2 separate regions of the Homo sapiens genome follow, and region 2 is linked to region 1. A link is an interaction called in ENCODE POLR2A ChIA-PET data of the cell type or tissue named here. Cell type or tissue: Panc1. All regions are shown on one strand. Links, peaks and the distances in the headings refer to the core of each region. The heading gives the core; the rest is flanking DNA.

The links. Peaks named below come from ENCODE experiments on the same cell type or tissue, not always from the same donor. Only the 100,000 strongest peaks of a DNase experiment are listed, where the experiment ranks them.
Region 2: POLR2A ChIA-PET joins it to region 1 with 10 read pairs; 2 of 35 experiments call an interaction of 5 or more read pairs at or near these places.

Annotation. Positions count from the first base shown.
Region 1 is chr11:118,459,077-118,464,076 of GRCh38, forward strand. The region is part of intron 1 of KMT2A (lysine methyltransferase 2A); the gene reads left to right. Among named protein-coding and RNA genes, the nearest start is that of KMT2A, 25 kb to the left of the region's middle. In Panc1, for the core only: no CTCF peak of the experiment used is centred there; no DNase peak of the experiment used is centred there.
Region 2 is chr11:118,909,557-118,916,537 of GRCh38, forward strand. BCL9L (BCL9 like) reads right to left here. Exons shown (of 10, transcript NM_001378213.1): 3 at 358-459. The coding sequence starts at 383. It overlaps MIR4492 (microRNA 4492), which reads left to right and starts at 1,152; the gene lies at 1,152-1,231. RefSeq lists enhancers at 1,330-1,869, 2,137-3,336, 2,412-2,953, 2,954-3,495, 4,174-4,283 and 3 more. In Panc1, for the core only: no CTCF peak of the experiment used is centred there; DNase peaks (open chromatin) are centred at 2,525 and 2,875; H3K4me3 peaks cover 3,099 bases; H3K27ac peaks cover 4,883 bases.

The DNA of each region.
Region 1 (5,000 bases), core at 1-5,000:
TTTCCCCCCTTTGAGACAGAGTCTTGCTCTGTTACCCAGGCTGGAGTGCAGTGCACAATCTCAGCTCACTGCAACCTCTGCCTCCTGGGTTCAAGTGATTCTTGTGCATCAGCCACCCAAGAAGCTGGGATTAAAGGCATGTACCACTATGCCCACCAAATTTTTATTTTTGGTAGAGACAGGGTTTCACCATGTTGGCCAGGCTGATCTTGAACTCTGGCCTCAAGTGATCCATCCATCTCAGCCTCCCAAAGTGCTGGGATTACAGGTGTGAGCCACCATGCCAGGCCCTGATTTTTCATAAGACTAAAAATTTTGGAAACAGAAGAATGCTAAGATATAGCTGCTAAAGGGCATGTTTGAGATGCCTACCACTTAATTAAGTGCTGTGAAGTACCTAGGAGTCTCTTGCTAGAAAAGGAAGGTGAGGGTGTGAGCAAAGTCATCCTAGGCTGTATTCATCTGAGGCCAGGAGTATTGGAGCTTATTCAATAGAGGAATTCTCAAAGTAGCTCTGGAGCCTCCATCTTAGCCTGGTAGGTAAAGAACTCTAGGCGGGTGATTTTTGCTCTGACTATGGTATATTGAAAATAATTTTTTTTTTTTTGAAATGGAGTCTTGCTCCGTTGCCCAGGCTGGAGTACAGTGGCATGAGCTCTTGGCTCACTGCAACCTCTACCCGGCCCTCCCAACCCCCCGCCCCGGGTTCAAGCAATTCTCCTTCCTCAGCCTCCCGAGTAGCTAGGATTACAGGCGGGCACTACCACGCCCGGCTAATTTTTGTATTTTTGGTAGAGACAGGGTTTCACCATGTCTCTGGTCATGTCAGGATGGTCTCAAACTCCTGACCTCAAGTGATCTGCCTGCCTTGGCCTCCCAAAGTGCTGGGATTACAGGCTTGAGCCACTGCCTCAGGCCCAATTGGGAAGAATTTAAGGGAGGAACTAAAAGCTATGCATTTTAGTTGGGGATAGGGAAGAAAACATTACAGTTTATCAGTTGAAATTTTATCAGATCAGTGGTATTACTAGAAACTGTGTCACATCTAGTTACTATAGATAATTTAGGTCTTGATTGCCTAAACTCTGATTTCTAGCTCTGGAGTGCCTAGTTACAATACTGAGGAATGGAGATATACATTGCCATCCTTTGGAAGAATTTTGAAATTTGAATATTTCTCCATGAACCACATACTAATATAGAAGGAAGAATAGACTTTTTCTTTTTTCTGAGATAGGGACTTGCTCTGTCACCCAGGCTGGAGTGCAGTGGCACGATCTCAGCCCACTGCAACCTCCGTCCCCCAGGCTCAGGGATCCTCCTACCTCAGCCTCCCGAGTAGCTGGACCACAGGCATGCACCAGCACACCCAGCTATTTTTTTGTATTTTTAGTGGAGATGGGGGTCTCACCATGTTGCCCAGCCTGGTCTCAAACTCCCTGAGCTCAAGCAATCCACCTGCCTTGGCCTCACAAAATGCTGGGTTTACAGTCAGGAGACACCACACCCAGCCTTCAAGAGTTAAGCAAAATTTTTTATTCCAGAATATGAATATGAATTACACATAGTATTTTATCCTTCAGTAACATTGTTTTTTTAGAGACAGGATCTGGCTATGTTGCTCAGGCTGGAGTGCAGTGGATTCACAGGTGCAATAATAGGGGACCACAGCCTTGAACTCCTGGTCTCCAGTGATCCTTCTGTTTCAGCCTCCCAAATAGTTGGGACTACAGGCGCACACCACCATACCCAGCTATTCTTTAGTGACATTTTAATGCAACTGATTTTTAAAAGGAAGGCTGAAATTGCACACTGCCTGTCTGCCTTAGATACTTCTTGGGAGCAGGAATCATGTCTTACTCAATGTTGTATCTGGAACATATAGCCCTAGGGCAAGTGTATAAATGTTTTTTGAGTGAACAAATGAATTAAATATTGCTTTGTTTGAAAAGTTGTCTTAGTAGTACATAATTCCTTGAAACACAGAATTTCATGTATTTTTCTAATATACCTTATATTTTATACACAAACATTATGTTTAATACTTATTTAGGGTTCACTTAGGTTCTTTTGTGGGAGAAATATTCCTATTGCTTCGTCACTCACAGAAATAACTGGCCACTAAAGAATTAAAGTTTTGCCACTAAAATAAAATTTCTGAATATTAAGATATTTATGAATAACGTGAATTTAGTGGTAAAGGTATGCTTGGAAGCTCTCAAATAACTGGTTACCCCAGAGTGGAGATGCAGGGGTCAGAAAGAAATTCTACATGTTTATTATTTTTACAACTAGATTTCACTTAGGAAGTGACATTACATAGCTTAATTTGCTGTCTTAATCACTGGAAGCTAAATATGAGTTAACAGTATTTTGCAGTGCTCTACTTGGCAAGGGTGTTTTTCTATCTTTGCTGGTAAGAAAATGAAATATTGGTGATCTAGTCTCCAAGGACATCAGTGTCAGCAAGGTTTAGGTTTTGTGGCTATACTGTCTTGGAATGCTGTGCTCATCAGAGTAGGCCAAGTTGAAAGGAAAAGTGTGTGATGAATGGTTGCCTGAGCCCAGTTCCCAGGAGTCCCTAGTCATGTATAGCATGATGTCTCCTGTACCCTCTCTCTTCAGGGCTGTCCAGGCTTATGATGCCACGATGCCAAATGTGGATTTAATTGTAGCTTCTTTTGTCTTTTTTATACACATATTACTGTAGTCTTTTGATTTCTAGATAAGTTTAAATCCTTGGGAAGCCAACACTCTTACCTTGTTTCCAACCTCCAGGGATCCCATGTGCTTAAGGAGAGTGATGGAGCAAGATGAGAAGCCTGTTGCTCATGATAGTGCAGTGAAAGGAGGACTTTTTTGCAGCACCCTCTTTATTTATTTATTTATTTTTGAGACGGAGTTTTGCTTTATCACCCAGGCTGGAGTGCAGTGGCGTGAGCTTTTGGCTCAATGCAACCTCTGCCTCCCAGGTTCAAGTAATTCTCGTGCCTCAGCCTCCCGAGTAGCTGGGACTACAGGCGCGTGCCACCATAACTGGATAATTTTTGTATATTTTGTAGAGACGGGGTTTCACCATGCTGGCCAGGCTGATCTCGAACTCCTGGCCTCAGGTGACCCACCCATCTCTACCTTCCAAAGTGCTGGGATTACAGGTGTGAACCACCATGCCCGGCTGCAGCACCCTCTTGTAGCCTTCTTTCCCAGTGCTTTCTCAACTTGGCTTTACTTAGTTTTTTTGTTTTGTTTTGTTTTGTTTTGTTTTGTTTTTTAGGGCTCTTACATAGGCTTGGAAGTTCCAAGTTAGAAGACTGGAGCTCTTTAACATAACAATGACAGCTTTTGTTTTTGGCTAAGCTGTCCGGATTATTTAAACAATGGGTACTTATTTTTTAAAGCATGCTTCAAGAAATCAATCAATATTTCAAGTGCAAAGAAAGTTCTTGGGTAAAAGTATAGTTCATTTTGACTACTTATTTTTATTTATTTATTTATTTTTTGAGACAGAGTCTCGCTCTGTCGCCCAGGCTGGAGTGCAGTGGTGCGATCTCGGCTCACTGCAGGCTCCGCCTCCCGGGTTCACGCCATTCTCCTGCCTCAGCCTCCTGAGTAGCTGGGACTACAGGCGCCCGCCATCACGCCCGGCTAATTTTTTTGTATTTTTTTTAGTAGAGACAGGGTTTCACCGTGTTAGCCAGGATGGTCTCGATCTCCTGACTTTGTGATCCTCCCACGTCGGCCTCCTAAAGTCCTGGGATTACAGGCGTGAGCCACTGCACCCGGCCTGACTACTTATTTTTTATTTCCTTATTCCAAGTACAAGACCAGAAGGAAAACGAATTAATGCTTCCTGTCATTTTGGAAAGTACTTAGAAACTTTAAATATTGGCAGTTAAACTGCCTGACAGCTCAGTGGAACTCTTGTTTTGGAATACATTGCAGTTAGGATTATATAGTTACATTTTGTAAAAGTTTGAAATATATAAAAATGACTCATTAGGTTGTTAATAATGAACCTAACAGTGTGTATCTCTTACATTTATCTTTATTTTTTTTTTTTAAATAAAGATGGGGTCTTGCTATGTTGCCCAGGCTGGTCTTGCACTCCTGGGGTCAAGCAATCCTCCTACCTTGTCCTCCCAAAGTGCTGGGATTACAGGCATGAGCCACTGCACCCAGCCCATTTCTTTTAAAGATTAATAACTTTTTATTACCTGTTGAATACTTTACCTATTGATTATTATATGTATAGTTGCTTGAGCTGTCAATCATTGTAGCATTTGGAACATAAAATGCGTGTATTTAGCAATGTAGTCCCCTAGTAAGTGTTGGGAAATCCCCAGATGTCTTTGTGAAATGCATAGATTAGCAGGTTGTTCCACGAGTATAATTCAGGAAAAGAATGAATTAATCAGAAATTTGAAGGATCTGAAAATGGCCATCATGTGACTTTTACAGTAGCTAAAAGAATAGCAATTTTTGTACTTTAGACAACTTATTCAATTCCTTTAAATATTTATTGTTTTATATTGTATCTATTATGGTAGGAAAACTATTCTACAGCCAGTTTAGACACTTAGGTTCTTTGTAGCTAACTGTGTGATCTTGGGCAAGTCATTTGGCCTTTTAGAGCTTCATTTTCTTCAAACACAACAATAAGAACTACTATGTGAGGGGACTTCAAAGAAAACTCATGGAAAAATACATATTATGAAAAAACTGCAGAATTTCAAAATTTTGTATGCACCAAAATAAACTTGCACTAACTTGTCATAACATATCTGAACAGGATGTAGTTTGAGGCACTAAGAAGGATAAGACATCAGTTTGAAAAGAGCCCCTATCAGAGCAACATAAGTTCTGCTAAAATTGAAGCAAAAACAAACATAAAATTTATGGTGAAGCTGGGTGAAAGAATGGTGAAATCATTGATGCTTTACATAAAGTTTATGGGGACAATGCCCCAAATAAATAATTGGATGGCTCATTTTAAGAAGGGA
Region 2 (6,981 bases), core at 271-5,270, 450 kb after region 1:
CCACCTCCAGCTAGACTGAGGCCAGAGGCGGCCTTCGGACCCCACAGTAGGGTGGGAGGGGGTCTGCTCAAACCATTTTAAGGAGGGAAGAACTAGAAGGGACCAGAAGCCGCAAGCATAGCTGGCTGCCAGTCCCCTCTGCCCCCCACCCAGGCCCAGGCACTAAGGCTGGCTGCGCCTCCTGCCTCGGGCCAGGCCTTCCCATGCTAACCCCCCTTTAGCCCACTGGTGGCCTGGGAGCCAGGTGCCCAGGGCGGCTCCTCTCCTGGCCAGCACAGCTTGGGCCCCATCACCACTGGGCCCTTCCCTTCCCGCACTCCACACACACACATCCCACCCGCCACGACACCCACACACCTTGTCTTGTTAGCCAGGATCCTCATGGCTCCCACACACAGTGGGGCTACGGCCCCTGTGCGTGCCCAGGGCCCAGCCAGGTACTCGGTACTGGAGCACGGACTGCAGCAACAAGCCCCAAAGAGAAAACTCGTGACTTGGGGAGGGGGTGTCAGAGGGGGAGGGGAGAAGGGAGGACCCAACAGCCCTGGGACTAGGGAGCTGGATAGGGTGGGGTGGCACTGGAAAAAGAGGATTACGAGATGGGGTCTCGATCCTGGAGGCCAGCCCTGTCCCCATCCCTCCCGCACCTTGCCCTCAGGGGGCTTGCAGTCTCCAGCAAGCCTCCGCCCCGACGGGCGGCAGAGACAGAATTCACTAAAAGGCTAGGTAGCAAAGGTGCCGTGTGGGGCGGCTGTGAGGTCTCCCCTGGCCCCCTGAGGGATTCCTGCTCCCAGACGCGCCCCTCACCCAGGGTGGGGTACCCCTCGTGCCCCACCCCCAGAGCGCTCCAGCCGTGGAGGGGGCCCGGGGTTGGGGCCACGCCCCGCCCCGTCCCCAGCTCGAGGCCTAGCCCGTGCCCATCCCAGCAGGCCCGGGCGGGCAGCGAGAGGCCTGGCGGGGCCCCGGGGCTGCAGCTGGGCTCTTCTGGAGACCAGTAACGCTGGCTCGGATTCCTCCCCGACCGCAAGAATGCAGGAGCCTCCCCTCCCCCCGCCCTGCACCCCCACCCCGCCCCCTTCGGCAGAGCCCGGGCGGAGAGGCAGAGCGAGCGAGCGACAGCCAGCGAGGCAGCGAGCGGGAGGCGGACAGGACTGCAGCGTGCTTCTCCAGGCCCCGCGCGCGGACAGACACACGGACAAGTCCCGCCAGGGGCTGGGCGCGCGCCAGCCGGCAAGAGCTTGGCGAGCCCCGGGTGCTGCCAGCAGAGGCTCAGAGACCCACAGACACCCGAACTCTGACTCACACACACTCACAGCTCACACGTGGACAGGGAGACAAGACACGCACGGAGCCCAGGAAGCTAGAGGCGCGCCGAGGCCAGGGAAGCGCCGCCGGAGCGGGAGGCGCGGAGACAGCCTGGGGCACGCGCAGACACCGGGGCTGCCCGAGGGCTGAGTGGGAGCGCCGGACCCATTGAACAGATGAAAAGACTGAGGCCGGCCACAAGAGAGCCGAAGAAAGTTGAGCCTGGTAGTCACAAAGAAACACGCACAGGGCCATAGATACAGCAACAGACTTACACAAACACAGAGGCCTCACCCAACCGCCCCCAGCCCTGGCTCCCCCCTCGCCTCCCCTACCCGCCCTCCAGCAGCCCTCCAGCAGCCGATCCCGGTCAAAGGGGAGGAGTCTTGGGCCCAGGAGCTTCGTCCCGGTGACAGGCCCGGCCAGACACCGGTGCACACTCCTGATGCTCCCTGCGGGGCTGCTGGAGGCTGGGCGGGGACCTGGGGGTGAGGGGGCCCCACCTGCCACCCTGCGGGAGTCTAACCCCAACTTAACCCTAGGGCACATTGGCCTTCGCCACTCCAGCCGTGTCTCTGGGGAGGAAGGCTCCTGGGGGAAGGTTCCAAAGTCCAGGACCTGCCTGGGAAGCAGCCCGCCACCCCCAGCTTCTCCATCACAACCAGGGAAGAGCAGAGGCAGAGGCTGGAGTCACTGAGATACCAGGGCTCTGAGCAGGCTCCTGGCTGGCATGCATCTCAGGCTCTCCCTTCACCAGCTCGCTGATTCTCAAAAGGATCGACCCCATTTCAACGAGGAAACTGAGGTCTGGGAAAAGGAAGTGGCGTGACCTTGAGTCACATATCCAGTATGTGGCAGTGTGGGGACGGACCCTCATTCCAGACACTGCAGTGACCCCACCTCCCCACGCCAGCCATGACTGCTCCTCTGAGCCTGCATCAGATAGTTGGGCTTCCCACATTCCAGCCACAGTGCCCAGGTCCCCCATAAGGGGGGAGGGGCAGGGCAAGGGCCACTCACTACCTATGTTCACAGCCTCAAAAATTGAGAACCTGTAAGAATTTGGGAAGGGGCTATTAGAAAATCAGTCCTCTCCAGTGGCCGTTCAGGCCTAGGCTCCTCCCCAGAAGACTCTTCCAGTCACCCTCCCCTCCGGGACTCCACCCCCTCTCTCCCACCCCGCCGCAGGGCGAGCTGAGTCAAGCGTGGATGAGTCAGGACTTTCCCATCTCACACCTCCCCCCTTTGCCCCTCAAGAGTCTGCCCCAGCTCCCGAAGACCCCTCCTCCTCCACACACTCACAGTCTCCGAAGACACCTGGAAGGCCTGGTGATGGGAAGCCAAGAGGGCTGATCCCAGCCCAATGCAATTTTAAAGCACCCAGTGAAGGGGGCTTGCTAGTACCAGGCCAGGGGCCCTTGAGGTACGAGAAAGCAAAGGGATGGGGCTCTGGGAACACGTCACCGTGCCTCCCTCTTAGGGGGTTAGGTGGGGAGGGGTAGCAAGCTCACAAACAGGGAGCAGGTGCGAGTCACCTGAGTGGAAGGCCAGGCGCATACCAGGAGAATGAATCGGAGGAGCGGAAGAGGCGGCTTGACAAAGGGCCTGAGATATCCATCCGCTCCCCCACCCCGAGTGACGCGAGGGTAGGAGCTAGCAGCCTAAGGGTTGCTAAGGGTTAAAGTGGACTTGATCCTAGCTGGGGGAGGGAGCTGAGGAAGGCTCAGATGCCCAGAGCCTCCAGGTATGACACACCGGCTCTGCTCCACACACAACTACCACAGGTAGGGCAGGCGTTCACACATCCAGTGGCAACCTGCCTGCTCCTAGCTGCCCCCACGTTGGGAGCCTCTGCTTGGCTCACCAGCTGGCCCAGCAGTGTCACTGCCTAGCTCAAAACCACCCCAAAGAGGCAGTGAGGAAATGTTTTGGAGGGTTCATGCTCCTGAGCTGCCAGGGCCCCCTGTGATGACGTGAAAGCCCAGGACCCTGCTGGGGACAACAGGGCGAACGAGATCCTTGGCCTCTGGCTCAGGGAGATACAGCGCCCGAGACGACAGGGTCCCAAATCCCCTTTCTCCTGGGTGTCAGGACCCCTCAGTCCTCAGAAGCTCTCTCCACCACTCAGGTCACTTCCTCTTCCTGAGGTGGTGACTCAGCGGGCAGGGAGGTCAAGGATTCGTAGCCCAGCAGGAAATCTGCTCAAGGACCAAGGTGCTGCTCTGGGACCCTCGATGTGGGGACTTCCAGGCTTAGGGGGCCTTCCCATGGCCCTGGTTCCTAGTAGCTCTCCACACTTCCCCCGACTCTGTGCCAAAGGAGACCATGCAAATCAGCCATTTTTGCTTGGGAGGTTTTCCCTGGGAGTTTCCAGCCCCACCCCACCTGCAGCCCTAGGGTAATGTCAGACAACCCCAGCTCCACAGGACCAGGGAAACTCCTGGTCCCAGACCTTTCTAGTCTGGGATTGTTGAACAGGGTACTGGGGGGTGATCGGCGGTTTTGCCCATTCTGGCCCACTGTCCCTTCTGGAGCCTGCACAGACAAGTGGCATTGCTTGGACAGGCCTGAGGTCACCTCACTTCTCTTGGCTCCTACAGTCATTGTCAGTGTGGCCGGGCCTTGGGAAGCAATCATGGCCTGGCAGTGGGGTGCCCCCAAAGACAGCTACCCAATCCCCAGCTGCTCCCTCCCACAGGGGGAGGGGTAGAGAGGGGGTGGGGGGCACAAGGAAACAAGACAGGGCAGGAAGCCCAGGCAGGCGGCGGGCACTCTGGGCCAGGCACAAACAACCAACACAGGAAACCACAGCCCACCCCCGCCCACCCCACCCGCCCAAGGCTCTGGGAGAGAGGAGTGCCAAAAGCTTGGTACCCCAACAGAGGCAAGGGCCAGGGGTTAGCCCAGGGCAAGGGAGGAGCAAGAAGCTCTCCAGTCCTCTCTCTGCCCCAGACCCTACCTGGGGAGGGTAGAGGGAGCCAGGCTGGCAGGGATGGTGCTGCCTCTTTAAATCCACCGAAATCCTGAGCTAGGCCCAACCTAGCTCTGGTTTCACAGGAAGGAAAGGAGCTCAGGAGCCAGTAGGGCAGGCAGTGGTGGCTGGAATTAGCCCCACCGGCCCAAATATATCTGGTCTCTGCCCGCCGCCCCACTGGTACTTCCTGTCCCCTGGCACCTGCACCAGGGTGGGGGTAGGAGATGATCCAGGTGCCACTCTCTACCCTATGGAGACTCCCATCTCAGGAGGTGGTGTGGTGCTGGGTTCACATGGGTAGAAGGTAACTTCCCAAGCCTGGGTTCCCAGAACAGGCAGAGATGGGCAAGGCAGCTCCCTGTGGGCCCTCACCTGGCCTCAGTCCTCCAAGGGGTTAATCTGTCCCCTATTTAGGGGGGTAGGGGTGGCCGAGGAACCTCCTCCAAACTGCCTGGCTGCTGGGAACAATGGGGCCATTGTGGGAGGATGGAGTGCAGCAGACTGCTGGCACAGCCAAGCGCACCACGGTGGGACCTCACCCAGCGCCCGCCCGCCTGCCTGCCTGCTCTGCTCTCTCCCCAGGTACAGCCAGAGGCAGAGGCATCCTCCTGGCCCCTCACCTCCCCTGATGGCTCACACTCTTGGCAGCAGCAGCACCTGGGGGCCCCACGAGCTCTGCCCACATTGACATCCAGACTGTCATGACCCTCCAGGATGCAGGGGCACGTGGGCCAGGCCGGGAGGGGTGGGGGTGATGAGACAGGATGTATGCCTGTGACCTCTGCAGGGAGACAGAAGGCCACACGGGGTTTCTGGTGTCAGTCCTGGCACCCTCAGGCAAGAAAGGCTTAGGGGATTGTGAGAGCAGTGACAGGCAGGGTCCCCTGTCCCCAGGCCTCCTCTCCCACACCCATTCAGTAAAGCTGCTCCCAGAGGAGGTCTGGTGCCTGGTGGCCTCGCCCTCTGAGGTTGGGGCCCTGGCAGGCAGTATGATGCAGTGGAATAAGAACTGAGTTTGAGGGCCGGGCGCGGTGGCACACGCCTGTAATCCCAGCACTTTAGGAGGTCAAGGCAGGTGGATCACGAGGTCAGGAGTTCAAGACCAGCCTGGCCATGATGGTGAAACCCTGTCTCTACTACAAACACAAAAATTATCCAGACATGGTGGTGGGCGCCTGTAATCCTAGCTACTCAGGAGGCTGAGGCAGAGAATTGCTTGAACCCAGGAGGCGGAGGTTGCAGTGAGCTGAGACGCACCACTGCACTCCAGCCTGGGCAACAGAGCGAGACTGTCTCAAAAAAAAAAACCAAGTTTGTAGTCAGACAGTGTCAATCACACCCTGCCCCTTCTCATCTATGGGGCCTTGTCCTTCCCTTTATCCCTCTGAGCCTCAGCTTCCTCATCTGCAAAAGGAGAATAATTTTATAGAGTGAGGTAACAGTAGTGAAACTAACAGAATGCCTAAGACACACCAGCCCTTGACAAACCACTTCTGGCCTCAATTTCCTTATCTCTACCTCCTGCCATGGCACCCAAATATGTGGGCATTTGGTAAAGGCAGGCACTGTCCAGATATTTTCCCTGTGAGTGTCCAAGAGAACAGGGCCTGTGGGCATCATATTAGTGGTACCAAGTAAAAAGACTTGGCTCCTCCCCTGCCCTCCTCTCAGAGGTCAGCTCCCTCCGCTGGCACACTCCTGGGCATCCTGGGCTCACCGACACACTCAAATCCAGAGCATGAACCCAGAGAGGGGCTGGGTGGCTGTCCACTCTCTTAGCCTCAGGACCATGTCTCAAAAGTCCAGGAGGCAAGTGAAGGGGGATTTCCCTTCAAGAGAGCCAGCCTCCCCTCTGCCAGGTCCCCTTCTCCCTGCCTGCCCCTTGGCAGTCACCCTGTAGTACTTGGGCTGGGAGAAAGCTTAAGCCTACTCTCTTGCCATGGATCTCAAAGGAAGGGTCTGGGAGAGAAAGAACAACTGACAAGCAGTTCTGGAAAGTAGGGGGCCCAGGGAGAAAACCTGTTCTCTTCTCAACTAGACAGGGCTGTATCTCTCAGGGTGGCCCCAGAAGCCCCCAAAGGGTTAACAAGGCCCTAAAAATAACCTGCGCCCAGCAGGACCCACTGATCGGAACCCTCCAGCCATCTGTTCCCATTTTCTCGTGTTCACATTGGAACATCTGAAACCGGCCCCAGAGCCCCAGCCCGATCCCAAAAATAGCCCCAGCCTGCCCAAGGAACAGGCCCCAGGGGCTGGGCACAGGAGGCATGGCCAGTCCAGTAGCAAGGCATGGCCCAGGCAGACCCTGAGCCCTCATCCCCCAGGCCCATGGATGGGAGGTGTCCTCTCTAGATCCAGAGGAACATGATAAGCAGAGCCAGGGGCTCCAGCCCACCCCTCTTGGTACCAAGCCAGAGAGAGCACCTGCTAGCTAAGTCCAGGCCTCAGACCCAGGGGCCCTGGGATCCTAGGCACTTCTACCACATCTTAGTCCCCAGAAGATTTTACCCACCTTGTCTGCATAGCTTCCCCACCTCATTGTGGGCACCCCATCCCTGCCGCCCACTCCTGGGCTCCTCATCCAGAAGTTCCCAAGCCTCAGCCCCTCCACCATCCCACTCTCACCCCAGGGCCTATAGGAGCCCTGGCCACCTGGCCCCACTCAGCATTCTCCCTTGCCAGCACACAGGGTTAAGGCAGAA